2 separate regions of the Homo sapiens genome follow, and region 2 is linked to region 1. A link is an interaction called in ENCODE POLR2A ChIA-PET data of the cell type or tissue named here. Cell type or tissue: OCI-LY7. All regions are shown on one strand. Each heading gives the region's core, and the rest is flanking DNA. Links, peaks and the distances in the headings are about the cores only.

Evidence for each region. Peaks named below come from ENCODE experiments on the same cell type or tissue, not always from the same donor. Only the 100,000 strongest peaks of a DNase experiment are listed, where the experiment ranks them.
Region 2: POLR2A ChIA-PET joins it to region 1 with 6 read pairs; 6 of 35 experiments call an interaction of 5 or more read pairs at or near these places.

Annotation. Positions count from the first base shown.
Region 1 is chr13:110,673,968-110,690,465 of GRCh38, forward strand. It overlaps CARS2 (cysteinyl-tRNA synthetase 2, mitochondrial), which reads right to left. Exons shown (of 15, transcript NM_024537.4): 4 at 13,980-14,051; 5 at 13,754-13,859; 6 at 9,084-9,167; 7 at 3,007-3,136. Among named protein-coding and RNA genes, the nearest start is that of CARS2, 24 kb to the right of the region's middle. RefSeq lists an enhancer at 2,085-2,704. In OCI-LY7, for the core only: CTCF peaks have their summits at 7,046 (motif pointing right) and 7,250; a DNase peak (open chromatin) is centred at 7,064.
Region 2 is chr13:110,617,139-110,626,674 of GRCh38, forward strand. It overlaps NAXD (NAD(P)HX dehydratase), which reads left to right. Exons shown (of 10, transcript NM_001242882.2): 2 at 5,078-5,228; 3 at 7,096-7,141; 4 at 8,052-8,140. Among named protein-coding and RNA genes, the nearest start is that of NAXD-AS1, 5.6 kb to the left of the region's middle. In OCI-LY7, for the core only: no CTCF peak of the experiment used is centred there; no DNase peak of the experiment used is centred there.

The DNA of each region.
Region 1 (16,498 bases), core at 6,078-8,577:
AAAGAGAATAAAATACCTAGGAATCCAACTTACAAGGGATGTGAAGGACCTCTTCAAGGAGAACTACAAACCACTGCTCAATGAAATATAAGAGGACACAAACAAATGGAAGAACATTCCATGCTCATGGATAGGAAGAATCAATATCGTGAAAATGGCCATACTGCCCAAGGTAACTTATAGATTCAATGCCATCCCTATCAAGCTACCAATGACTTTTCTCACAGAATTGGAAAAAACTACTTTAAAGTTCATATGGTTTAAAGTTCAAAAAAGAGCCTGCACTGCCAAGACAATCCTAAGCCAAAAGAACAAAGCTGGAGGCATCATGCTACCTGACTTCAAACTATACTACAAGGCTACAGTAACCAAAACAGCATGGTACTGGTACCAAAACAGAGATATAGACCAATGGAACAGAACAGAGCCCTCAGAAATAATACCACACATCTACAACCATCTGATCTTGACAAACCTGACAAAAAAAGAAATGGGGAAAGGATTCCCTATTTAATAAACAATGCTGGGAAAACTAGCTAGCCATATGTAGAAAGCTGAAACTGGATCCCTATCCTTACACAAAATTAATTCAAGATGGATTAAAGACTGAAATGTTAGACCTAAAACCATAAAAACCCTAGAAGAAAACGCAGGCAATACCATTCAGGCCATAGGCATGGGCAAGGACTTCATGACTAAAACACCAAAAGCAATGGCAACAAAAGCCAGAATTGACAAATGGGATCTAATTAAACTAAAGAGCTTCTGCATAGCAAAAGAAACAACCATCAGAGTGAACAGGCAACCTACAGAATGGGAGAAAATTTTCACCATCTACCCATCTGACAAAGGGCTAATATCCAGAATCTACAAAGAACTTAAACAAATTTACAAGAAAAAATCAAACAACCCCATCAAAAAGTGGGCGAAGGATATGAACAGACACTTCTCAAAAGAAGACATTTATGCAGCCAACAGACACATGAAAAAATGCTCATCATCACTGGCCATCAGAGAAATGCAAATCAAAACCACAATGAAATACCATCTCACACCAGTTTGAATGGCAATCATTAAAACTCAGGAAACAACAGGTGCTGGAGAGGATGTGGAGAAATAGGAACACTTTTACACTGTTGGTGGGACTGTAAACTAGTTCAACCATTGTGCAAGACAGTGTGGCGATTCCTCAGGGATCTAGAACTAGAAATACCATTTGACCCAGCCATCCCATTACTGGATATATACCCAAAGGATTATAAATCATGCTGCTATAAAGACACATGCACACGTATGTTTATTGTGGCACTATTCACAATAGCAAAGACTTGGAACCAACCCAAATGTCCACCAATGATAGACTGGATTAAGAAAATGTGGCATATATACACCATGGAATACTATGTAGCCATAAAAAAGGATGAGTTCATGTCCTTTGTAGGCACATGGATGAAGCTGGAAACCATCATTCTGAGCAAACTATCACAAGGACAGAAAACCAAACACTGCATGTTCTCACTCATAGGTAGGAATTGAACAATGAGAACACTTGGACACAGGGTGGGGAACATCACACACCAGGGCCTGTCATGGGGTGGGGGAGTGGGGAGGGATAGCATTAGGAGATATACCTAACGTAGATGAGGAGTTAATGGGTGCAGCACACCAACATGGCACATGTATACAGATGTAACAAACCTGCACATTGTGCACATGTACCCTAGAAGTTAAAATATAATGAAAAAAAAAACCCATTTCTACAAATAGGAAACATACGCGTGGTTATTCACTAAGGAGATCTGTAACACTGAAACGCTAGGAACAGTCTAAACGCGCGGCTGGGTACCCTGCTGCCTGCAGAGGGTCAGGCCACACAAACCAGCACCACGGTAACAAACTAACCGTGGGCCAGGCGCAGTGGCTCACACCTGTAATCCCAGCACTTTGGGAGGCCAAGGCGGGCGGATTACCTGAGGTCAGGAGATCGAGACCAGCCTGACCAGCAGGGAGAAATCCCGTCTCTACTAAAAATACAAAATTAGCCGGGGTGGTGGCGCATGCCAGTAATCCCAGCTACTCAGGAGGATGAGGCAGGAGAATCGCTTGAACCTGGGAGGCGGAGGTTGCGGTGAGCCGAGATCGCACCATTGCACTCCAACCTGGGCAAGAAGAGTGAACCTCCGTCTCAAAACAAAAAAACAGGAACATGAAACTAACTGTGGCGAGCCCCATGGGCAGCTGTGCAGCACGGGGCACGGGCGGTATGCTGTCTTTCACACACCCCACCCAAGGTGCCCCTGGCTGTGGGCAGAGCCACAGGGTGTGGACACCTCAGGTGCGTCCAAGGGGACCAGGGAGAAGGCGGAGAAAGCTCTACTGAGAGGCAGAAACCAGGACAGAGAGGGTGTTTCCAGAGTAGGGGATGCCGCAGTGGGCCAGGAGAGCAGTGTCGTGTGACTGAGTGGGGGCGGCAGGCAGCTGCGGTCCCAGGCAGACAGTGGGAAGAGGAGCTTTGGTGACAGAGGACCCACATGAGGGTGGCTGGGGGACTCCAGGAAGATCTGGGAGGAGCTGGAGATTTCCGCCACAGAGCACCCTGGCATGCGAGTTGCCTGAGCTAGAAGAGCTGGCGGGAAGGCGGAGAGGGATTTGGGGGCTAGAGAAGTGCGAAGCGAGGAGGGATGTAGGTGCAAGCACTCTCCTCCAGGGCCCCAAGCACCAGCCACTACAGAGAAGGGTGAGGGAACAGGGCAGCTGCAAGTGTGAACCAAAAAGCAGCCTCTCCACTAAACAGAGGAAGTGCTGAGGTCAGGAAAGCTTGATGTGTCATGGGTTTCGTTCACCCCGTTCCATGGCCCGTCACACTCCGGCAAAAATCTCTTCCCAAAAAATCACCCATGGGCACACGTGCCAGGCTGCACCTGCTCCCATGCACATCCTCTGCTGCCCTGAGCAGGCACCAGGGGAACTTGAGCCCCAACCCCCAGGAAGCGGCAGGCACCTTACCTAGCGATGGCAGAGCACTCGATGTGCCAGCCCGGCCTCCCGGGTCCCCAGGGAGAGGCCCAGAACACCTCCTGGGGTTTGGCCGCCTTCCACAGGGCGAAGTCACTGGCATGACGCTTGTCAGAGTCCGCTGCAGATGACAAACGGTACATCAGTGGGAAGAAGCTCAGTCACCCCACCACGGATGCTCAGACATTCACCCCCACCACAGAAACCCAGACAGTCACCCCCACCATGGAAACACAGAAAATCACCCCAACATGGAAACCCAGACAGTCACCCCCACCACAGAGACCCAGTCACCCCCACCACGGAAACACAGAAAATCACCCCAACATGGAAACTCAGACAGTCACCCCCACCACGGGGACCCAGTCACCCCCACCACGGAAACACAGAAAATCACCCCACCATGGAAACCCAGACAGTCACCCTTACCACGGAAACCCAATCACCCCCACCATGGAAACACAATCACCCCACCACGGACACGCAGACAGTCACCCCACCACAGAAACTCAGTCACCCCCACCAGGGAGACCCAGACAATCACACCACAGAAACTCAGACAGCCACCCCGCCACGGAAACCCAGACAGTCACCCCCACCATGGAAACACAATCACCCCACCACGGACACGCAGACAGTCACCCCACCACAGAAACTCAGTCACCCCCACCAGGGAGACCCAGACAATCACACCACAGAAACTCAGACAGCCACCCCGCCACGGAAACCCAGACAGCCACCCCGCCACGGAAACCCAGACAGTCACCCCCACCATGGAAACACAATCACCCCACCACGGACACGCAGACAGTCACCCCTACCATGAAAGCCCAGACTGTCACCCCACCAGGGAAGCCCAGGCTGTCACCACCACCTCACCCCCACCACAGAAGCCCAGATAGTCACCCCCCACCACAGAAACTCAGCTGGTCACCCCCACCAGGGAAATCCAGCCGGCCACCCCGGTGGAAGCCCCTCCAGCCGCCAGTGGGCAGCACGCCCCAGGCTGTGTCTCTTCGAAGGAGCCTTGGCTTCTCGTTCACTCCTGTTTCACCCACGTGAGGGACAGGAGCACCGGCAACGCTTTCACCTCAGATGCACCAGCGCACAGGGAGAGCTGGGCGGCCGGGAACCCACAGAGGCTCATTTCTCAGGAATGTACTGTGGACCAGGTGGGGTTTTCCCATTTTTCCTTATTCTGTCTTACGAGAAATACTCTGCTTATCAGTAACTGAGTTTCAGGGTTGTTTTTTCCAAAAAGATACTAATCACACAGAGTGAAAGGCGCGTGATCGTGTCAGGTAACGCGGCTTATGGACCCGAGACTCTGAGCAAGGTGCCCATCACCGTGCGGTGAGGCTGCCAGTGGCGCATGCTCACCAAAACCTGCTGTCCCATCTGCCCAGGACAGGCACACCCCATGTGCACAACGTCCCAATATCACCCTTTCCACCCGGGAGCACTGACACAGGCGTCCATCACCTTTGATGAATTTAAAGAGTGCAGACACAGATACTTTTTCTGGGTCAGACTGGACAGGCTACGTTTTCATTACTAGTCACTTTACTAAGAATAACATCCTCTGGGCACCCAAGCAAACAGAACAATTCCTACATAGTGCATGGCAAACGAGAGCATCAATAACACCTTATGCCGAAGGAAAATACTTAAGGACAGAAAATGCGGCCAAGGACTGTATTTCCAGCCAAACTGACTTTGAAGTAGAAGGCAGCACACTGTCATCCACAGGCACAAATGCAGAGAATACTGTTCCCGAGAAAGGGCTCTTCCTTCAGAAACTGCTGGGGAATGAGCTTCAAAAACAACAGGGAAAAAGCGGACCTGGAGACGGTGGGAGGGGGGAAGAGTGGACGGGGCTACAGAAGGCAGCGCAGGCGGAGGCTGGGCACTCCAACATATGGACACGCGGGGCGGGGAGGAGGCACGTGCATGGGAACCTTCTAACCGTGGTCAAGCCTCGGGCAGGGCTGGTCCGTGATGGACTAAAGCAGGTGGATGCCCACTGGTCATCCGGTCACGCCCGTTGTCCTTACCACACATGTGAACAGACAGAGGGGTTAATGAAACCCCGTGGCCCTGAATTTGAGTATCAGTGTGACCTACGGAGCAGATGCGTTCATTACCTCAGTCTATGGGAGAGGCCAGGAAACAATGACAGACGGCAATGACAGATGGCAACAATGAGTATCCATGGTGCCCATGCTGTGTTCTCAAAACACCATTTCCCATTAAAAGTAAAATGGGAGCTGGGCGCGGTGGCTCACACCTAGAATCCCAGCACTTTGGGAGGCCGAGGCGGGCGGATCACCTGAGGTCAGGAGTTCGAGACCAGCCTGACCAATATGACGAAACCTCGTCTCTACTAAAAATACAAAAATCAGCCGGGTGTGGTGGCAGGTGCCTGTAATCCCAGCTACTGTGGAGGCTGAGGCAGGAGAATCGCTTGAGCTCGGGAGGCGGAGGTTACAGTGAGCCGAGATCGCGCCATTGCACTCCAGCCTGAACAACAAGAGTGACATTCTATCTCAAAAAAACAAAAGAAAAGAAAAGAAAGAAAGAAAGAAAGAGAGAGAAAGAAAGAAAGAAAGAAAGAAAGAGAGAGAGAGAGAGAGAGAGAGAGAGGGAGGGAGGGACACCGGGCGTGACCGGAGGGAGGGAGGGAGGGAGGGAGGGAGGGAGGGAAAGGGAAGAAAAGGGAAGAAAGAAAAGAGAAAAATGGGACTTCCAGGAGAAACAGCTTATTTTAAGATGAGCCAGGAATATCTTACCATATCAGATAGACAGCCACAAAACTATTAACTACAACAGGGCTGAGTGTAAGGGACTCGGGAGTAGCTGCTACCAGCAAAAGAGGGGGCACGCCGAGGCTCAATAAGGTGATGGCAGCAATGGGTTAAAACGGCATGTGCACTGAAGCCCACGAGCTCTCAGCAACGGAAGAACATGAACTGGTCACTGCCAGAGGAAAATATGGAAGCCAACTCCTTGTTCTGAAAACTGGTAAGTTAAGGAAAAGGTCCTGCCTTTCTTATACAAACTGTACCACTGAGTAACCAGATGACAGTCTGCCTGTATAAAAGTATTCCAGCAAATGGGCCAGGCACGGTGGCTCACACCGATAACCCCAGTACTTTGGGAGGCCGAGGGGGGGGGGGGGGGGGGTGGATCACCTGAGGTCAGGAGTTCAAGACCAGCCTGGCCAACACGGCAAAACCCCATCTCTACTAAAACTACAAAAATTAGCTGGGTGTGGTGGCATGCCCCTGTAATCCCAGCTACTCTGGAGGCTGAGGCAGGGAGAACTGCTTGAACCTGGGAGGTGGAGGTTGCAGTGAACCGAGATCATGCCACTGCACTCCAGCCTGGGCAAAAGAGTGAGATTCCGTCTCAAAAAACAAACAAACAAACAAACAAAAAAGGTATTCCAGCAAATAAAGCAGAATGGGAGTTGCACCACCATGCCACCTCTTTTTGCAGTGAAGGATCTAAGCCTAGAGCGGCCAGGGCTGCTGACACACAGAGGCAGAGCCCTTACGTGTCTCCTGGTGAGGAATACACCATCTACAAAGTAGCCTTCTCCAGAAATTTAGAACTGGATTAAGCCTCTACATTCAACTACCAGTTTGCAAAAAAACACACAGGACAGAGGGAAATGTTACAGACACTCCAAAACTCAGAGCAAGCGAAATCCCACTGGGGGAACCGTGAGACACATGACGTTTCTCCCTCAAATGAGCAGCAAGGGGAAGAAGCCAGGGGAGGAACATGTGGACTAAAAACAAGACACAAATATAGAACAGCTAAGGCTAAGTGTCGTGTTAAGGGACACGTGTTTGGGCAATAAACCCATTCAGAAAAATGAGGAGGTGGCCGCTGTCAGAGTTAGGGCAGTAGTTGCCCCCAGGGCAGGGCAGAGAGGCTGGCAGGCAGGGCCCGGGAGGTTATCGGCCAGGGCGTGGGACCCGGAGGACTCAGGTGCCTTCGCTCCCTTGCCATTGTTGTCTCCTTCCACTAGGGGGTGACCGCAGGGTCTCCACTGAACACAAATTCACTGAGCTGGGCATTTTTGTTTGTTTGGTAGAGACAGCAAGGGGTCTCACTACATTGCCCAGGCTGGTCTTGAACTCCTGGCCTCAAGTGATCCTCCAACCTTGGCCTCCTAAAGTGCTGGAATTACAGGTGTGAGCCACCATGCTCAACCAAGTTGGACATTTTTTAATGGTGTTTTCTATTGTTGTGTTATTACAACAATTTAAATTGAAAATTAAAAAGACAACACCATTGCTTTGGAAATAACATACACTAAGGCATTAAAATTTTTTTTCACCATATGTAAAAATGGTGGTTTTATTATCTTTGTTTTGTGTAATTCTATTTCCTAATTTTGTACCATTATAAATTATATAAATATGTTGCTTTTGTATAAGAAAATATTTTTTATTTTAAAAAGCACTGCTGTGAAGATGTGGAACGACAGGGACTTATTCCTCACTGGTGGGGATGCAAAATGGTGCAGCCACTCTGGCAGAAGCTGGGCAGTTTCTGACACAAATAAGCCTCTTCCCAGAGGACCCAGCATTGTGCTCCTTGGTATCTGCCCAAATGAGCTGAAAACCTGCACGTGGATGTTTACAGCAGCTTTATTCATAATTGCCAAAACTCAGAAGCAGCGAAGATGCCCTTCAGTAGGTGAGTGCTTAAGCTGCTGTAAATTCAGACACTGGGACGTGACTCAGTGTTAAAGAGAAACGAGCTCTCAGCCATGAAAAGACACGGAGGAAAATTACTGTGTATTCCTAAGTGAGAGAAGCCATTCTGAGAAGGGTGCACAGTGTATGACTCCAACTATATGACATTCTAGAAAAGGCAAAACTAGAGACTGTAGAAAGACCAGTGATTTCCAGGGATGGGAAAGAGGGAAGGATGAGCAGACAGACCACACAGGATTTTTCAGGGCAGTGCAAGTATCCTGCGTGATGCTGGAATGGTGGAAACATGTCGCTATACATTCACCCAAACCCAGAGCACACAGTGCCGAGAGTGAACCCTGATGCCAACTCTGGTCTCTGGGCAAAGCTGATGCGTCAATGGTGGGGGATGCTGACAGTGTGGGGGGCGGTGTGGAGGGTAGCAGGTAGACAGGAATTCTCTGTACCTTACTCTCAAATTTGCTATGAAGCTAAAATGGCTCTAAAAAGCAAATCTATTAAATAAATAATTTTAAAAAACCTTCCTGATGCCAGAATGTACAACTCTCAGAAACTTCTCCTCCACATGTGTAAGCAAAGCCCACACGGCCTGCTGGTAGCCACGCCTCACACGTGGCTGATGTGGGCGTCTGTGTTCCGGCCTGTGCGGGGAGCGGGACAGGGCACCACGGCGGGGGAAGGAAAGAACCTGAGGGGTCAGTGCTATGGATGGTTAGGATTCATTGGCACAGTTTATGGCGCAGAAAGACAGTGCCTAAAACCAGAAATACCTTGAACAGTCTTTGGGGTCTGTCCCTGTTATTCTTGTTTGATTCCCTTAGACAGTATCCTTTTCAAATTATTTTAAATTTAGTTCCATATACTGCGCTTACTATTTCTTCTCCATAAAAATGTTTTGACCTAATAACTCCCTGGAACAGAATAGAGCAAGGAAGAGATTCAAACAGATTGGAAGTTTAACACATAGTAAGACACGTATGGGAATTAAATGTACGGTAACACAGAAGAACGCGAAAATATGATGTACGTGTATGAGGTTTTCATGTGCGCTGAAAACCCTGGGGAGGAAAAAGGAGACAGTGACCAGCACTGTCTCCAGGGAATGGAGCCAGGCACGCTGGGGGCGGGGGTGGACGATGCCCCACTTGCCGTTTGAACTATATGCCTCACAAGCTGGAGCCATCCACAGAAACCACACTAAATTTAAAACACAGCTGTGACCTGGGTAAGGCCAGTGTCTGAGCAAGTGGAGGGGTCTGCGCTCCAGATCTCATCTCCCCAGAGCTGAGACCCGAGGCAGAGGTCAGGGACCCACAGGGCTGAGCCCGGCCAACCCACCTGGCTCTCCGACTGGACCAGGGACCACGCCGACCAATTTGCCATACTTGTCTCCTCTAGACTTCAGATCGAAGTAGACATTGCCTGTTTATAAAGACAATTATGAATTCATCACTTCTCAGTCTGAATATCAGCATATTGACAACCTTAACATCTAACAAGTAATTAGAATTTAAATACAGAACATAGCATTTGGCCCCATATACATATATAGTATTTATATTTTTATAGACAGGGTCTTGCTGTTGCTCAGGCTGGAGTGCAGTGGTACAATCACAGCTCACGATAGCCTTGAACTCCTTGGCTCAGGCAGTCTTCCCACCTCAACCTTCCCAGTAGGTGGGGCTATAGGAGTGACACCATGCCTGGCTTAATATATTTGTTAACCAGAATTAAAAACAATACTATAAGATAAATGCATGATTTGGACATATCATGAGTACACAGACGTGAAAGTGAAAACACAAATGTAAGTTCTCTGTAAACTACTGAGACAATTATTTAATCAGAAAAAAGAAAAGTGTTATCACTGACCTTCATTTAGATCTTGTGCCTTGTGTTACACAACAGCTAACAAAGACACTCTTTCTTTACTTTATGTTACACACCAGCTAGCAAAGACACTCTTTCTTTGCCCAGTCATCTTCTAAAACTACCTTTTTACTCAGATTGAAAACATCATCTGGCTGGGTGCAGTGGCTCACGCCTCCAATCCCAGCACTTTGGGAGTCCGAGGCAGGAGGATTGTTTGAGCTGAAGAGTTCGAGACCAGCCTGGGCAACATAGTGAGACCCCATCTCTACCAAAAAAAACACACAAAAAAATCATCTGCATATTGAAGTGTCTGTGAGGCTGAGTGCCAAGGTCCGCTTTGCAGTCTGAGGTCAGAACCTTCTCCAGAGCCTCCTGCAAGCCTGGGCTGCCCTTGCCCCTTCCACCACAAAGCCTAAGAAAGCAGAGCTGGGGAGGAGGCACTCAGAGTGGGAGCTTTGTCAAGAAGAAAGCACTACCAACCTATGCTCCAAGGCTGCCCGGCTGCAGCCGCTGTGTGTTCCAGGCCATGTGTCTCCCTAGGAAGGAGGCAATGCTCATCCGGGCTGTGACCATGGCCATTCTCAGTACCACAGATCCGCAGCCACCATCCAGCACCCTCCAACCACACAGCAGCATGTAGCTGTCCTCAGGCCCCAGGCGTGGGTGCAACTTTTAGCCTTTACAAAGTTTGAGTCTTCACATTCTTTTTTACTAATGCAGTTACTGATTTGCATCAGTACTGTCCTTACTGCGGACACTGGTGTTGGTAAGATCAAGGAAACTTTGCAACTGGCAAACACAAGCTGCACCCAGGACCTGCCTCATGTCCTCAGCCTGGATGTCCCCCTCCTGTCCTCTGGTTCATCCCCAGCACCGAGTGCCAGCTTAGTGGTCAACCCCGAATGACCAGGGAGGACGCTGAAGGGACAGGGCAGGGTTTTCTGTTGAAATGTCACCCGGCTTTGTTTGCCCAAGCCACACTGGCCTTTCCTCCCACCAGTGACCATTGTGCTCAGAAAACCCTGCCCTGTCCCTGCAGCGTCCTCTCTGGTCATTCAGGGTTGACCATTAAGCTGGCACTCGGTGCTGGGGATGAACCAGAGGACAGGAGGGGGACATCCAGGCCCTGGGAGCTGCTTTCTATGAAGTCAGAATATAAACAGTGCTTTAAAAGCGCTTCACTGGAGAGAAACCACTCCCTTAAATGGTGGAAACATTCCCCCTTCACTTTGCTTTATGTTATCAATTTGCTGAAGAAATTGTTTTTCACCAAGAGTTCAAAGATCAAATTACAACCAAGCCCTTGTGGAATTGTAACAAAGTCCAAATTACTGGGGTTTGATTGAATGTAAGTGTATTTTGAATTAATTATATTTATACTATCATTAAATTGTTTATAATAAAACACAGTAACAAAACAACAAACAGCATTCAATCCTCAAGCCTGTGAAGACGAGAATCCCTAAAGACTCGTGAACATTTATCACTTTATTCCTAAAATGGAAGCACAGGCCCACATATCTTATTTCAAGTTACACGACAGCAAAAAATTAATTCCTGTGTTTTCTGGTGCAAACTCTAATTCAACCACCTAAGTCCTTTAAAAAAAGTTTTTCCTGGGAGGCTGAGGCAGGAGAATTGCTTGAACCCGGGAGGCGGAGGTTGCTGTGAGCCAAGATTGTGCCACTGCACTCCAGCCTAGGCGACAGAGCAAGACTCTGTCTCAAAAAAAAAAAAAGTTTTTCTTTGAAACAAAATCTAAATATACCACATTAGAACAAGTAAAAAGCTACTTCCATACACAGAGCCTACTGAGCAGATCCTCAGGGCCTCACGTGCTCATCTTACGCTCCAAGTAGGACCCAGGAAGGACAGGAACGTCCAGGGCAGTGCTTCATGCTTTCTGACTCATTGCAACAAACATTCAATACCTACGTATCTTCAGCCGTCGGCTGGATACTTTAAGGCGTCATTCAGTAAAGCAAAAGGTTTTTATGGTCTGAGAATTTATGATCTAGATGGGGACAAAATATGAATACATTAAACAGCAAACTATGGCAGTGCAGAACTGGCTGCCAAATGGTACAGCAGAGATATCAAGGCTGAGAAAGTAAGTTCACTTTCAACTGTGCTGGGTGAAGGAGAACTTCATGGAGAGATGAGGCTGTGGTCAGGGTTTGCAGCCAGGATGGGTGGGATTTAGTTCGGATTTATGGCGATGCTTCATCACCAAAGCAGCAAAACAGCAAGACGCCAGCCTTGCCTGGGGTCCACCAGACAAAGATTAGCATCCGCAAACCAATGAAACCACCTGCAGTAAGCAACATGCAAATCTAAACACAGACTGCTCCACAGGAAAACTGACCTGTCAGAGTCTTGAATCTACATGTGCTTACCCAGAAAAAATGAAAAAAAAAAAAAAAGAGAAAAAAAGAAAAAAAGAAAGAGGAGGGGAAAAAGTGAGGAGACTAAACCAACAAATGCACACGCAGCACATGCCCTGGGGACAAGTGAGTATATTTAATACAGAGAGGACACGCGAAGCTAGCCAGAAATTCTTCATTGTCTGAGGTCTGACCATGACATCTGGACTCCTTTTATGCAGAGATGCATGTTGAAGTGTCATGGCTGATGCGACAGAACATCTGCAACTCACGCTTTTTTTTTTTTTTTTTGAGACAAGGTCTCGCTCTGTCTCCCAGGCTGGTGTGCAGTGGGACAATCATGGTTCACTGCAGCCTCGAATTTCCTGGGCTCAATCTATCCTCTCACCTCGGCCTCCTGAGTAGCTGAGACTACAGGAGCACGCCACCATGCCTAGCTAATTTTTATATTTTATTTTTGTAGAGAAGGGGTCTCTCCATGTTGCCCAGGCTGGTCCTGAACTCCTGGACTCAAGTGATCCACCTGCCTCTGCCTCCCAAAGTGCTGGGATTATAGGTATCAGCCACCACGCCCAGCCCTGCAACTCACTTTTTTATTTTTATTTTTTGAGACAGTCTGGCAATGTCACCCAGGCTGGAGTACAATGGTGTGATCTCGGCTCACTGCAAACTATGCCTCCTGGGTGCAAGCAATTCTCATGCCTCAGCCTCCAGAATAGCTGGGACCACAGGCGCGCGATACCAGGCCTGGCTGATTTTTTGTCATCTTAGTAGAAAGAAGGTTTTAACATGTTACCCAGGCTGGTCTCAAATTCTTGGCCTCAAGTGATCCACCCGCTTCCACCTCCCAAAGTACTGGGATTACAGGCATCAGCCACCATGCCTGGCCCTGCAACTTTTTGTTTTTTGTGCAGGGGAGGGTGGGTGGACGGAGTCTTGCTCTGTCACCAGGCTGGAGTGCAATGGTGTGATCTCGGCTCACTGCAACCTCTGACTCCCGCAACTCACTCGTAATGGCCTGTGAAAAAACGATAGCCAAACAGACGGGGGTGACCTGGGCTGACTTTTAATAAGAAGAGAGCAGGTCTCTGGAGGTACTGTGTTTGTCCCCAACTTTTTGTTAGGAAAATACCTAAACAAAGATGAAATAACACCACAATGAACACCTGTACACCTACCACCTAGATTCCACGACTGTTACCAAGACTAGCTGTCCAGACGTTCCCCTCTCCCTGGAAAAGATATTTAGAACTAATTCAACCATTTCGCAAAGAGACACAATATTGTAGAAAACCCCACAACAGCTTTGCTGTTGGAATCCTAGCAAGACAGAAGTAAATTTTAGTATGTTCCTACAGCTGATAAATACATCCAGTTTCTCCAAATCCCAGTAATGTTTTAGTTTTAAGAACATAAACCGGCTGGGCACAGTGGCTCACGCCTGTAATCCCAGCACTTTGGGAGGCTGAGGCAGGTGGATCACAAGGTCAGGAGTTTGAGACCAGCTTGGCCAACATGGTGAAACCTTATCTCTACTAAAAATACCAAAACAAAAAAAATGTAGCCGGGCATGGTGGCACGCACCTTGTAGTCCCAGCTATTCAGGAGGCTGAGACGGGAGAATCGCTTGAACCAGGGAGGCAGAGGTTGCAGTGAGCTGAGATAGCACCACTGCACTCCAGCCTGGGTGACAGAGTAAAACTCTGTCTCAAAAAAAAAAAAAGAAAAAAAAAAAAAGAACATAAACCCTACCTTTTGCCGTTGAATAAGCGTTCCCACGAGCAATGATTCCTTCAATGAAAGAAATTATCTGAGGAATATTTTCGGTTACCCTCAGGTACACCGTGGGTGGGAGAACCTGCAAGGAAGTGGAGACGTGACCGTGTTTCCCTCGTGAGAAGCACAGGTCAGCCAGCACCAGCTGTCATTGCTCACGCCTGTCACCCTCATGGCAGGAACAACCAGCCCCACACTTTACCTTCAGGGCTGCCATGTCCTGCTTGAAGTCTTCCTCATAAAGACTGGCGAGGGAAGCGGGGGAAATATTCATCTGCAGAAGGATTAGATGTGCACGTTAATGAGTCTGGGGCATTCGCAACAGAACCACCCAGCCACAAGAAAGCCCACGTGCACAACACGACAGCAAACATACCCCGGCCACCTCCGGTGCCTCGGCCTCAGTTTGCCCCCACCCACTCACCAAAGCGGGGGCACTCATTTTAGGTACTGAACTTTTACTAGTAGCTTAGCTAGAAAAAAAGGCTTATTGACCTTGTCTTCTGGTTAGAGAAGAAATAATGTCACAATTTCCATTATATAGTAAAAAACAAACCAGCTGGGTGCAGCGGCTCACGCCTGTAATCCCAACACTTTGGGAGGCCAAGATGAGTGGATCGTTTGAGACCATGAGGTTGAAGCTGCGAACAGCCATGATCGTGCCACTGCAATCCCATCCTTGGCAACAGGACGAGACACCATCTCCGAAACAAAAATAAAAATAAAGTAAAATAGAAAACAAAACATACCAAGGATCCTCCACTTTTCTAAGACAAGGGCAAAATCACCCTAGTCCAGTCTGTATGATAAGAAACTAGGTTCCTATCTTATCCCTTAATCCTCAGGAGAAAAAAAAAATAGTCAAAAATATACTAAAGAGGAGGCTGGGTGTTGTGGGTCATAGCTATAAATCCCAGCACTTTGGGAGACTAAGGCAGGTGGATGACATGAGGCCGGGAGTTTGAGACCAGCCTGGCCAACACGGTGAAACCCCGTCTCTACTTAAAATACAAAAGTTAGCCAGGCATGGTGGTGCACACCTGTAATCCCAGAGACTCAGGTGGCTGAGGCAGGAGAATCACTTGAACTCAGGAGGCGGAGGTTGCAGTCAGCCAAGAAGGTGCCACTGCACTCCAGCCTGGGCGACAGAGCAAGACTCTCTTCCAAAACAAACAAAAAAGAAAGATCAAAAAGGAACTTCTAAAGAAATATTTTGAAAGTAATTTAACACACTACAACTGGGATTTAATGGAGTACTCATTCCCTCGGGTCCCATGGCTGGGTTTCTGGAGATAGACCATCAAAACAGTCCAATCAATTCCAAATGTGGGGGCCTTGGGGGCACGCATCTGCAGCCCCTGCCACATTATCCAAGGAGGCTGAGACACAAGACTAGGTTCGCTCATGTTATTTCATAATTTCAATGAAAAACTCTACATGAACAGATGCACAAGACACTGTGAAGCTCTGGAATGGAGCCGGGCATCATAACTGCTGGTCCTGCTCAAATGGCCTTTGGGCCTCCCAAGCACAGCACCTGCCACCTGCTAGTCTCTCCGAGCTGCTCCACGCAGCCTCGGGAACCAAGTCTCCCCATTTCACAGGTGAAGGAATTACCACTCTAGAATACTGAGAAACTTTCTCAAGCGCAACGCCACACGTGGGGCCAGGTCCCAACCATGTGACCCTGAGACCCAGGGCTCTGAATGGCATAGTCAACCCAGAAAGCCCCACCAAAGAATACCCACTGAAGAAAGCAAGCTGGTGAACTATGCGTTGCTACCCAGGTGTTGTTTAAGCTTTGGGGTCTTGGGCAAATCAATAATCAAACCTCTTGGCCTTCAGTTACTTTACAGCATGGAGATATTCTACCTAGTAATCCCTTAGACTGCTAGAAGAACCACTGTGTATATACGGGCAGGACAGCTTTGTAAAAGAAAACATTACATAAATATCACATTAAAGAGAGAAAATACACAGCACCTAGCACATAGCTGGTACTCCAATACACTTCAGCCCCTCTCCTGCGGTACAGTTTTGTGGCAAAGCAGACCTTTACAACAATAAATCAGTTAATGTATGTCTATCCAGGGGACAAAAGACCAAAGGAAAAAACCCAAAAGTACTGTGTCTTCTTGCCGCTTCAGACTCCCCCGGAAGTCTCAAATTCCATGCAATTTTGGGCCTAAAGATCAGTGGGGTGGCCGGGCGCGGTGGCTCACGCCTGTAATCCTCACACTTTGGGAGGCCGACGTGGGCAGATCATGAGGTCAGGAGATCTAGACCATCCTGGCTAACATGGTGAAACCCCGTTGCTACTGAAAATACAAAAAATCAGCTGAGCGTGGTGGCAGGCGCCTGTAATCCCAGCTACTCAGGAGGCTGAGGCAGGAGAATCGCTTGAACCCAGGAACTGGAGGTTGCAGTGAGCCAACACTGCCCTACTGCACTCTAGACTGGGCGACAGAGCGAGATCCTGTCTCAAAAAAATAAAAAATAAAATAATAAAGATCAGCAGGTTGCTTAATCTATATTTTTCTGCAGAGGTAATTTATTGCCAGGAGAAGTCAAATGGCATGAAGGGGTGCCCAGACTTGGCTTTCCTCCCAGAAGGAAAATACAGCGACCAGTTTTCCCACAAGCATGAACGTGGTTATATATATACATTTGCATCTTTTTCTTGGAATCCCCAAATGCAGCCCATTCCACACTCTGCTCTGT
Region 2 (9,536 bases), core at 6,582-9,081, 56 kb before region 1:
TGAGGCTTTAGGAAATATTTCAGTTAACTTAGGGATTGTGGTTAAATGCTCTAAATTAGTTATAACTCACATTAACTTAAAGTATTTTTGTTTTTTTAAGTAGAATTTTCCAGTACTAAAAGCACTTTTAGCACAAAGCAGCAGTGATAGTCTTCCCCAGACACGCTTCCTTAAAACAAAAGCCAAACAAATTTAACCTGTTCTTCCAGACTCAGAATTGTCTGAAGAGTTACCGAATGGGATACATCTTAAGTCGCCTATTGTCAAGGCCTTTTTATCCTTCAGAACTTTGATCTTTATATGTAAATGTTTCTGTGTTAACATTTGAAATGTTAAGTTCAAATGGTGACGTCAGTAAGCCAGCTGGAACTTGCTTCACTGCCAAGTGCTGGGAAGTTTAGTTGACCTGCTTTGGCCCTTTTGCTAACAGAAGCTGTTTATCTTAGGTGAATGCTGGTGAGCAGCCTGGATTTTACTTTGTGTTAATACAATTCTATTCAAGTGAAAATGCTATACTTCTTATTTTGCCTTAAAATGGCAGCATTTTACACCTACTGTGTGCCCACAAAAATAAAAACAAAAACATGGCAGCACTTTGGTAAAATAGTGTCTTGTGGCCTGGCTTGTCCATTACTAACCACAGCATCTGCACAGGTTTCTCTCTGGGCCCCAGTTTCCTTATCTGTAAAAGAAAGATAAAGTGCTAGTGAGGAGAGTGAATCACGATGTCTTGACTTCATCGAACATGTATCAAGTGTCTTGTTCTGTGCCAGGCTGTGTTCGAGGTGATTGAGTCCCACATGGAAGCAGTCAGTGCTGCAGCTTGCGGATGGTGCCACATTCCTCGTGGGCAGGCAGTAGTAGGGTGCTGATTCTCTGCCAGTCCAGACATAAGAACTTCCTTCTTATGTCCAGGTCAGCCCCTACCATGTAGGTTGTCTGTGTGCTCGAAAGGTTTCAGAACCCCACATGTAATAATAGTTACTTTTGGTATCACTTTGAATTTTTAAAATTATGTAGCAAAAAAGTTACTATTAATTATATTATGAGTTTAACATAATTTTAAGCTAGCTTCCATTTGAGAGCCGTTGTTCTCATGTGTAAATCTTGAAATATTCAGTTTCTGGATGGCGCTTCTTGTTCTCCAGGGTTCTTAGACCCAGCCCTTACGGTAGCATCATGGCCAGGGAACTGGGAATCTCACAAAGTCTTAAGATTTCACAACGGAACAGGAGCAGGAGGAGGCGACTCCCGCTGGTGGGTTGATCAAGTTGCTGTGAAGGTGGTTTGCACATTTTGGGCTTCAAAACACTACCTTCTGTATAAGATAAAGGAATAGCTCAGAACAGGATTCCCCCCGTGTTTTCTTCCTAGCTATGATAAAGATTGCCGTGTGAATGCAGTGGGTTTTACACACTCAGAATTGATATTTTTGGCTTGTGGTAAATGGGACTTTAATGCTTAACCTGCTGTAGAAAAATCCGCCTTAGAAAGTGGCCCTTATTCGTATATTGTATTCGATGTTTGAGCCCCCTGATATCTTATCATTTTAACAAAGCTTACCTTGAAGTGCAGGAAAAATTGTATGTGTTCTTGTCATTATTTGAATAACAACAAAAATCAGTATTAGCTTTAAAGCCTGTAGGTTTTAAGCGTATCCTTGCCTGGACTAGCATATCTCCTCTTTCTCAACCAAAAAGATCAGAAAGGTGCTATCCCAGTACCAAAAGTACTGGGAGGACTTTCAGCAGAGTGTGACGCAGAAGGGAAGCTTTTCCGCTCTGGGGAGCAGATGCGGAGAGGACAAGCACTTGGAACACAGCATCCCTGGGAGCTCTGGTGCTGCAGTTGTGACCCCGAGGCGGCCCTGCTGTGCCCTCCTGGGAGTGCTGGGCGACACTGGTTGCAGAGGGGCATTGGTGCTCCCCTCCACCTGACAGGTGCTCCACCTGGACTCGTGGCTGCAGCTTAATTTTGTGTCAGATCCTTTCCGGTAATGTATAGGTTATTTCAACTATGAGGCAAAGTGCAAATGGGTAGTTCAGTGTGGGTTTATGGTATTTGCCCTTTTTGATATAAACATTAAATATTTCATACCTCACCTATAGTACTTTTTTTAAGACTTAAATCTGAAATTTAAGATACAGATGTTTGTAAGATATGAATCTTGGATATTGGGAGAAAGAAGCCTCCTGGAAAATATACAGTATTATCTGGTGGAACCATTTTATTCCTTTTCTTATTGTGAGAAATACACATTTATGAAGTATTACCATTTAGGAGTTGTTTTCATCAGGCAGGGTACATTGATATAAATGTTGATTTTTAACATCCGTAAGTTGAAGTCTGACTAAATTGTTTTTCTCTGTGATTTCATAAGTCACAATTTATATTTTATATGACCTTAAATATTTAATTTGAAGTACTGGTATATTTAAAGGTGCTAAAACTACACGCATGCATCTCTACTAGTGGTTCTTAACCCAGGCTCATTTTGCCCCATCCAGAAGACATTTGGGAGTGTTGAGATATTGCTGGTTGTCACCACTGGGTGCGTGTACATGCACTGCTGACTGGGTAGAAGCCGGGGATGCTGCTCAGCATCCTTCAGTGCATAGAACAGCTCCCCACGACAAAGACAGGATGCTGATCGATACCCATAAATGTCTTTTTTTTTGAGACAAGAGTCTCGCTGTGTCACCCAGGCTGGAGTGCAGTGGCATAATCTTGGCTCACTGCAGCCTCCACCTTCTGGGTTCAAACAGTTCTTCTGCCTCAGCCTCCCGAGTAGCTGGAATTACAGGCATGCACCACCGTGCCCAACTAATTTTTGTATTTTTAGTAGAGATGGGGTTTCACTATGTTGGCCAGGCTGGTCTCGAACTCCTGACCTCAAGTGATCCACCCACCTTGGCCTCCCAAAGTGCTGAGATTACAGCGGGGAGCCACTGCGCCTGGCCCCATAAATGTCTCTTCTAGACAAGTGTATTGTTTTAAAACCATAATTTAGCCCTCCTGGAGGGATTTCAAGGATGGGTGCATTGGTCCCCTGCAGGTAGCTCAGCAAGCTTCATTGTGTCTCTCCTTGGCCCACAGTTTATAGTGATTCTGTGCCGGGTCTTGTGTGTTGGTCTGGAAGAAGGTGAAAAGATTTGGGGTTGGGCTGAGCGCGGTGGCTCACACCTGTAATCCTAGCACTTTGGGAGGCCGAGGTGGGCAGATCACAAGGTCAGGAGATCGAGACCACCCTGGCCAACATGGTGAAACCCCGTCTCTGCTAAAAATACAAAAATTAGCTGGGCGTGGTGGCATGCGCCTGTAGTCCCAGCTACTCAGGAGGCTGACGCAGGAGAATTGCTTGGACCAGGGGGTCGTAGGTTGCAGTGAGCCGAGATTGTACCACTGCACTCCAGCCTGGCGACAGAGTGAGACTCTGTCTCAAAAAAAAAAAAAAAAAAGAATTTGGGTTGATGGGGATTCATAGGATCTTTTTATCTTGGGGAATCCCAGCATCTGCTCTATCAGCTAAGGCAGTTACATCTACTCATAAAGAAAATTCCTTCAAAAGTTTTGTTGAGTAAAAAGTAAAACTGTAAGAGTTAAAAGACAAAGCTCTTTTGCTGTGAAACGCTCAGTGAGCTTTGGACTGCAGTCAGTGGAACTTGTGACACTGGTTTTTCTCTGCTGCTGAGATAATTGGAAGGATAAAAATATTGAGTGCCTTGTTTGAAAAAATACTGTTTATATTTGCAAAGATCCTTTCATTCTAGGGAGAATGTATGCTTTATTCATTGAGCTCTATAGAACATACCAGCATTTCTCTCATAGCCGAGCTGTTTTAAATATTAAGGTAAAATATATAACACAGGAAGCTCTTCAAGAAAGGCCAATTGAAGTGTAGCTGTTTAGAGACAACTCAAGATGATGAAAATACATTAAATGCCACTTTGAACCCAATTTAAGAGGTGTGCCATATTTAGAATGCCATTTCTAGGTTATTTAATTAATACCCAGTTGAGTGTTGGAATACAGTTGGGAGTAATATGATGAATCTGTCAGACTTCTGAGCACCCCAGCGGATTACAGGTGGGAGCTTGCTTTCCAGTTTGTGAGGAGAGAAAAGACCTAATAATCCTAAAGGGAAATTGAAATGAAGTGATAGTTTATTAAGTAATAATGCATTTTTTTACTTGATAAAACTTTCTGGAAAATTAAATGGTCTTCCAAAATTTCAGATACATTTCAAAAATAAACCTGATAGAAATAGCATATGTTGTCCTGGTGGGGTGGCTCATGCCTGTAATCCCAGCACTTTGGGAGGCTGAGGCGGGCAGATCACTTGAGGTAAGGAGTTGGAGACCAGCCTGGCCAACATGGTGAAACCCTGTCTCTACTAAGAATACAAAAATTAGCAGGGCAGGGTGGCAGGTGCCTGTAATCCCAGATACTCCGGAGGCTGAGGCAGGAGAATCGCTTGAACCCAGGAGGTGGAGGTTGCAGTGAGCAGGATCGTGCCACTGCACTCCAGCTTGGGTGACAGAGCTAGACTCTGTCTCAAATAAATAAATAAATAGCATGTGTTACTATATGTGTTAATTACATGTGTTCAGGCTGGGCATGGTGGTTCACGCCTGTAATCCCAGCACTTTGAGAGGCTGCAGCTGGCAGATCACTTGAGGTCAGGAGTTCTAGACCAGCATGGCCAACATGATGAAACCCTATCTCTACTGAAAATACAAAAATTAGCCAGGTGTGGTAGTAGACACCTATAATCCCAGCTGCTCAGGAGGCTGAGGCAGGAGAATTGCTTGAACCTGGGAGGCAGAGGTTGCAGTGAGCTGAGATCACGCCACTGCACTCCAGCCTGGGTGACAGAGTCAGAGTTCGTCTCAAAAAAGAAAAAAAAAATTGCATGTGTTAATGTAATTTTGAACATCATATTTGCTTACAGAAATCCATTGGGTAAAAATCTATAGCATTCGTAATAACTTTGGAGAGGGTTTTGGTTAATGGGCTATTATGTGTACTAACAATATCTGTTTACCTTTCTGAATTATTCATTTTTCTTGTCTTTCAGTTTTAGAAAGAGCGTTTTCGCTACGTAAAGCACATTCGATAAAGGATATGGAAAATACTTTGCAGCTGGTGAGAAATATCATACCTCCTCTGTCTTCCACAAAGCACAAAGGGCAAGATGGAAGAATAGGCGTAGTTGGAGGCTGTCAGGAGTAAGTAGCTGATGTGCAGTGTTGGTGTTTAAAAAGTCAGTTGCTGGCTGGCTGCTTACCTGACTGTCATTCACGCTGTCTAGTTTGACCTCAGTAATCATTTCCAAATGCAGCCTGATAGGACACTCAGTATTTTTCAGTGATCCACTTTTTGATTAACTAGGAAATAACTCTGAGGAGCCCTGACTGAATTACTCCCTCATGTGTGTCAGTGTTAAGTTTTGTCGTAGTGGGGAAATGAGCCTGTTTTTTCCACTTTCTGCTTTTCTGTATTTAACTGGACTTCATACCACAAGCATGTTTTTTGTATTTAGGATAGAAACACTCAGCAACCTCTTGGTTTACTTTGTCAATTTAAAGATGTTACTGAAAGTCATTTATGAAATTTGACAAATCCCTAGCTTGCTTCTGTTCTGTTTTGCTGCTGTGTTTGGTACGTAGCTGTTTGTAAGTTGTCCTTGGGTGTGAAGGATACCTTCTGCCTCTGACGGAAAGCCTGCCGTGGCTCCTCTGTTTCTGCTTGCTTTCTGTTTGCATGGATGTGGTATCTCTCTTTGCCCATCCCTCCATTTGCAGCTGTTGATCGTGCCATAGGGTGTGTTAGAGTTGTTACTGGATCAGGTATGTGTGCATTTTACATGCTGGTGACGCTGCCGAATTGTCCCCCCATTGCGTTAGTGTGTGTTGCCTCCCAAGAGCACCTGTTCCCTGCAGCCCTTGGAGGACAACCTTTGCTAGTGAAGTCGACAAGCTTTCTTGTTGTTTTAATGCATTTCTCTTATTAGTGAGGCTTGTTTTCACATGATGGAAGAGTGTGTGCATGTATGTTGCCTGTTCTGTACTGTCTTTTGCATTTACAACGCTATTGACACCGCTTTGCAGGAGAAGGCCATGTAAGGTGATGGGTATCAGCATTTGCCCAGGTCTCTCTTTCTTGGGTTAGCAAAACATTTCACTGCTCGGAATGGACATAAAGGTTGCATTTGCCCATCTGACGGAGGGCAGGGCTCTTCCTTTCTGTGCCTGAAGTGCCCTTAGACCTGGAGAGCCAGGGATTCCAGAACAGCCAGGCGGAAGCAGCTGGGTGGTGGGTGCCGTTTCTTGTTTGTCCCAGGTGGCCCCCATCTGGCCTCTGCTGACTGTGACTCTTGGAGGACGGGGTCTGCCCACTCTGGGACCCTGTCCATGCCCGACTGCTCCGAACATGTGGTTGTCACTTTCTTCTCTCCAGGCAGAAGCCTGCGGTCAGCTCCTTACCTTGAACATTCACATTGCAGGGAGACTGCAGGCATTACTGCCAGAGATTCACTCTCCTGAAATGCATGAAGGTTTTATGTAAAAGATCGACATTTCTGGCTGGGCGCGGTGGCTCATGCCCGTCATCTTAGCATTTTGAGAGGCCGAGGCGGGCGGATCACCTGAGGTTGGGAGTTTGAGACCAGCCTGACCAACATGCAGAAACCCTGTCCCTACTAAAACTACAAAATTAGCCGGGTGTGGTGGCGCATGCCTGTAATCCCAGCTACTCAGGAGGCTGAGGCAGGAGAATCGCTTGAACCCAGGAGGCGGAGGTTGCAATGAGCCAAGATCGTGCCATTGCACTCCAGCCTGGGCAACAAGAGTGAAACTCTGTCTCAAAAAAAAAAAAAAAAAAGACATTTCTAGTCGAACCTGGTTCATGTTCATTGAACATTTGCTGAGCATCTTTTAGGTGTTGGGTTTGTGCTGTGTGCTTCATGTCTCTGTTATTTATTGATAAACCATGTCTATATTATTTATGTCTATTTTTTATTGATAACCTATTTATTGATCAAGGTATGCTTACCTTATTCTCAGAAGTTTTTGACTCTAAATACCTTCTTTTTAGGTACACTGGAGCCCCATATTTTGCAGCAATCTCAGCTCTCAAAGTGGTATGTTTACTTAAAATTTCTTTATTGGGATTTTTCTGGTAGAGAGTTTGATTATTTAAATATGATTAAAGCAAATGTTTTCTGATAGAAATCTAAATAATATCTTAGGGTAATCATAGCTAATAGAAACACCGTTAAGTCTATCCTGACATCTGTGCATAAACAAGATCACTTCAGTTGAAGCTCATTTTTTTTTGAGACAGAGTTTCGCTCTTTTTGCCCAGGCTGGAGTGCAATGGCGGGATCTCGGCTCACAGCAACCTCCGCCGCCTGGGTTCAAGCGATTCTCCTGCCTCAGCCTCCCGAGTAGCTGGGATTACAGGCACCTGCCACCACGCCTGGCTAATTTTGTTTGTATTTTTAGTAGAGTCAGGTTTTCTCTCTGTTGGTCAGGCTGGTCTCGAACTCCTGACCTCACGTGATCCATGCGCCTCGGCCTCCCGAAGTGCTGGGATTACAGGCGTGAGCCACTGCACCTGGCCTCAATTGAAGCCCATTTTTAAAACCTAAAGCGTGATTTGTATTGTACTCCACCAAAGTGCACCTGGGATGCCTTTGTAGGTCGCAGCTGAAGCCGCTGATCCTGCAGTTTCCCATGAGCTGAGCAAGTGCTAACGGCCGGCCTCTTCCTGTGACCCTTCCTCCTGGAGGGTGACCAGACCGAGCTGGGCCGTGCTGGTGTGTGTGGCTCTGACCCTGCCTCTGCAGTGGCGGCAAAAGTCTTTCTTTTTAGGTATTGTGCTCTGCGCCCTGGCCCTTTGCTAAGCCACCTGGCTGGGTGTAATCCGAGCTAGTACGTTTCTCATGCACGTCACCAGGGCTGAGTAATGAGCGCTGGACGCCTGTGTCTGGCGGGTGGGCAGCGATGCCGGAGCGATCCCTGAGTCGGCCTCTTGTGCTCCTTCATCAGGGCGCAGACTTGTCCCACGTGTTCTGTGCCAGTGCGGCCGCACCTGTGATTAAGGCCTACAGCCCGGAGCTGATCGTCCACCCAGTTCTGTGAGTCGCTCTGCGCCGGCTTCTCGTAGGTTCTCTTTCCCTCCTGCATCATTTGGGGTTTTGGCACTGACACCGAAAGCGTCCTGATGGATTTTCCATCCTCAGAGTTTCTCAGCAGGTGCTGTAGAGGAAGTAGGGAAATGAAGGAGCCCGTTCTTCTGGGGTCAGAATAAGACAGAGACGGCGGGGTGGAGAGGTGGGTGGGGGAGCTTGGGCCTGTTGGAAATGGCCGGGGCCCAGCTCCAGAGGCAGGGAGGCCCTGTGGGCTGTGTGTGACAGGTTTGCAGAAGGTGGAAACGAAGGGCCTCTGAGCAATAACAAGACCCTTCCTGCACTCGGCACATATGTCTGGTGCCAGGCCCTAGCCTGTGTTCCATGGGTCAGCGTGGAACTGGGCAGGCAAAAACCTGCCCCCGTGGGGCTCCCCCAGACCGCCTATGCTATAGAGCTTGCTGTGTGGAGGTGTTCTCTCTGCCGTCCAGGATTGTGGCCACTGAGGGCTTGAAATGTGGCTGGGAGGTGCGGGAGCAGAGCGTTTGCTCTTGTTTACTTTTCATTGTGTGTGTTTGCACCGACTGGATTGGGCTGTGCTGCTCTGGAGACAAGGGAGAGGAGGATGTCAGGTGGTGAAGGAACCGTAGAGAGCGGCAGCAGGGAGGGGGCTGTGAGAGTGGGCAGAGGGGCAGTTGGGGCGGCAGCACAGTGTGATGACGCCTGGGTCGAGCCCGGCCTCTCCACACCAGAGAGGAGCCGGCGCGGAGCTCCAGGTGCGGTGCTGTGATGTGTCGGGTGACCAAGAGGTGCAGGGCTGGGCCCCACAGGGTGTGGGGCTGCTGTCAGGGCTGTGGCTCTGGCCCTGAGTAAGCAGGGCAGGGCCAGTGTGGGTCATAAAGGCTCCTACGCGGCTGTGGGGCTGGGCCGGAGGCTGTGGTAAGGACCTGTGGGAGGGAAGGGTGCAGTCAGATGGTGAGAGGGGCCGGATTCTGGGTATGTTTGGAAAGTTTGGGGGTGGAATTTGCCGACAGATTGGATTGGAAAAGGCAAGGGGCACAGACTCCACCAAGGGTTTTGGTCTGAGCGAGTGGTCACTCCATGTGGTGGAAACGGGCTTGGGTGGGATGAAGATGAGGCGTTGGGTGTAGGGCGCAGTTTGGCTGCCAGTTAGACATCCAAGGGACGTGGCTAGAGGGCATTGGACAGTGGGGACACGGGCTTGGGAGTCATGCACATGTGGACGGTGCTTAAAGCTGGAAGACGAGGGAGTAAGAGGCGGAGGGGGGCTGGGGTTGGGGGCAGGGGGGACTTGGCACTCAGATGCTGGGAGCACGGGCTGGGGAGGAGGCAGCAGGGGCCTCCAGGAGTCAGTGAAGCCGCTGTTTCCAGACAGCTCCAGAAG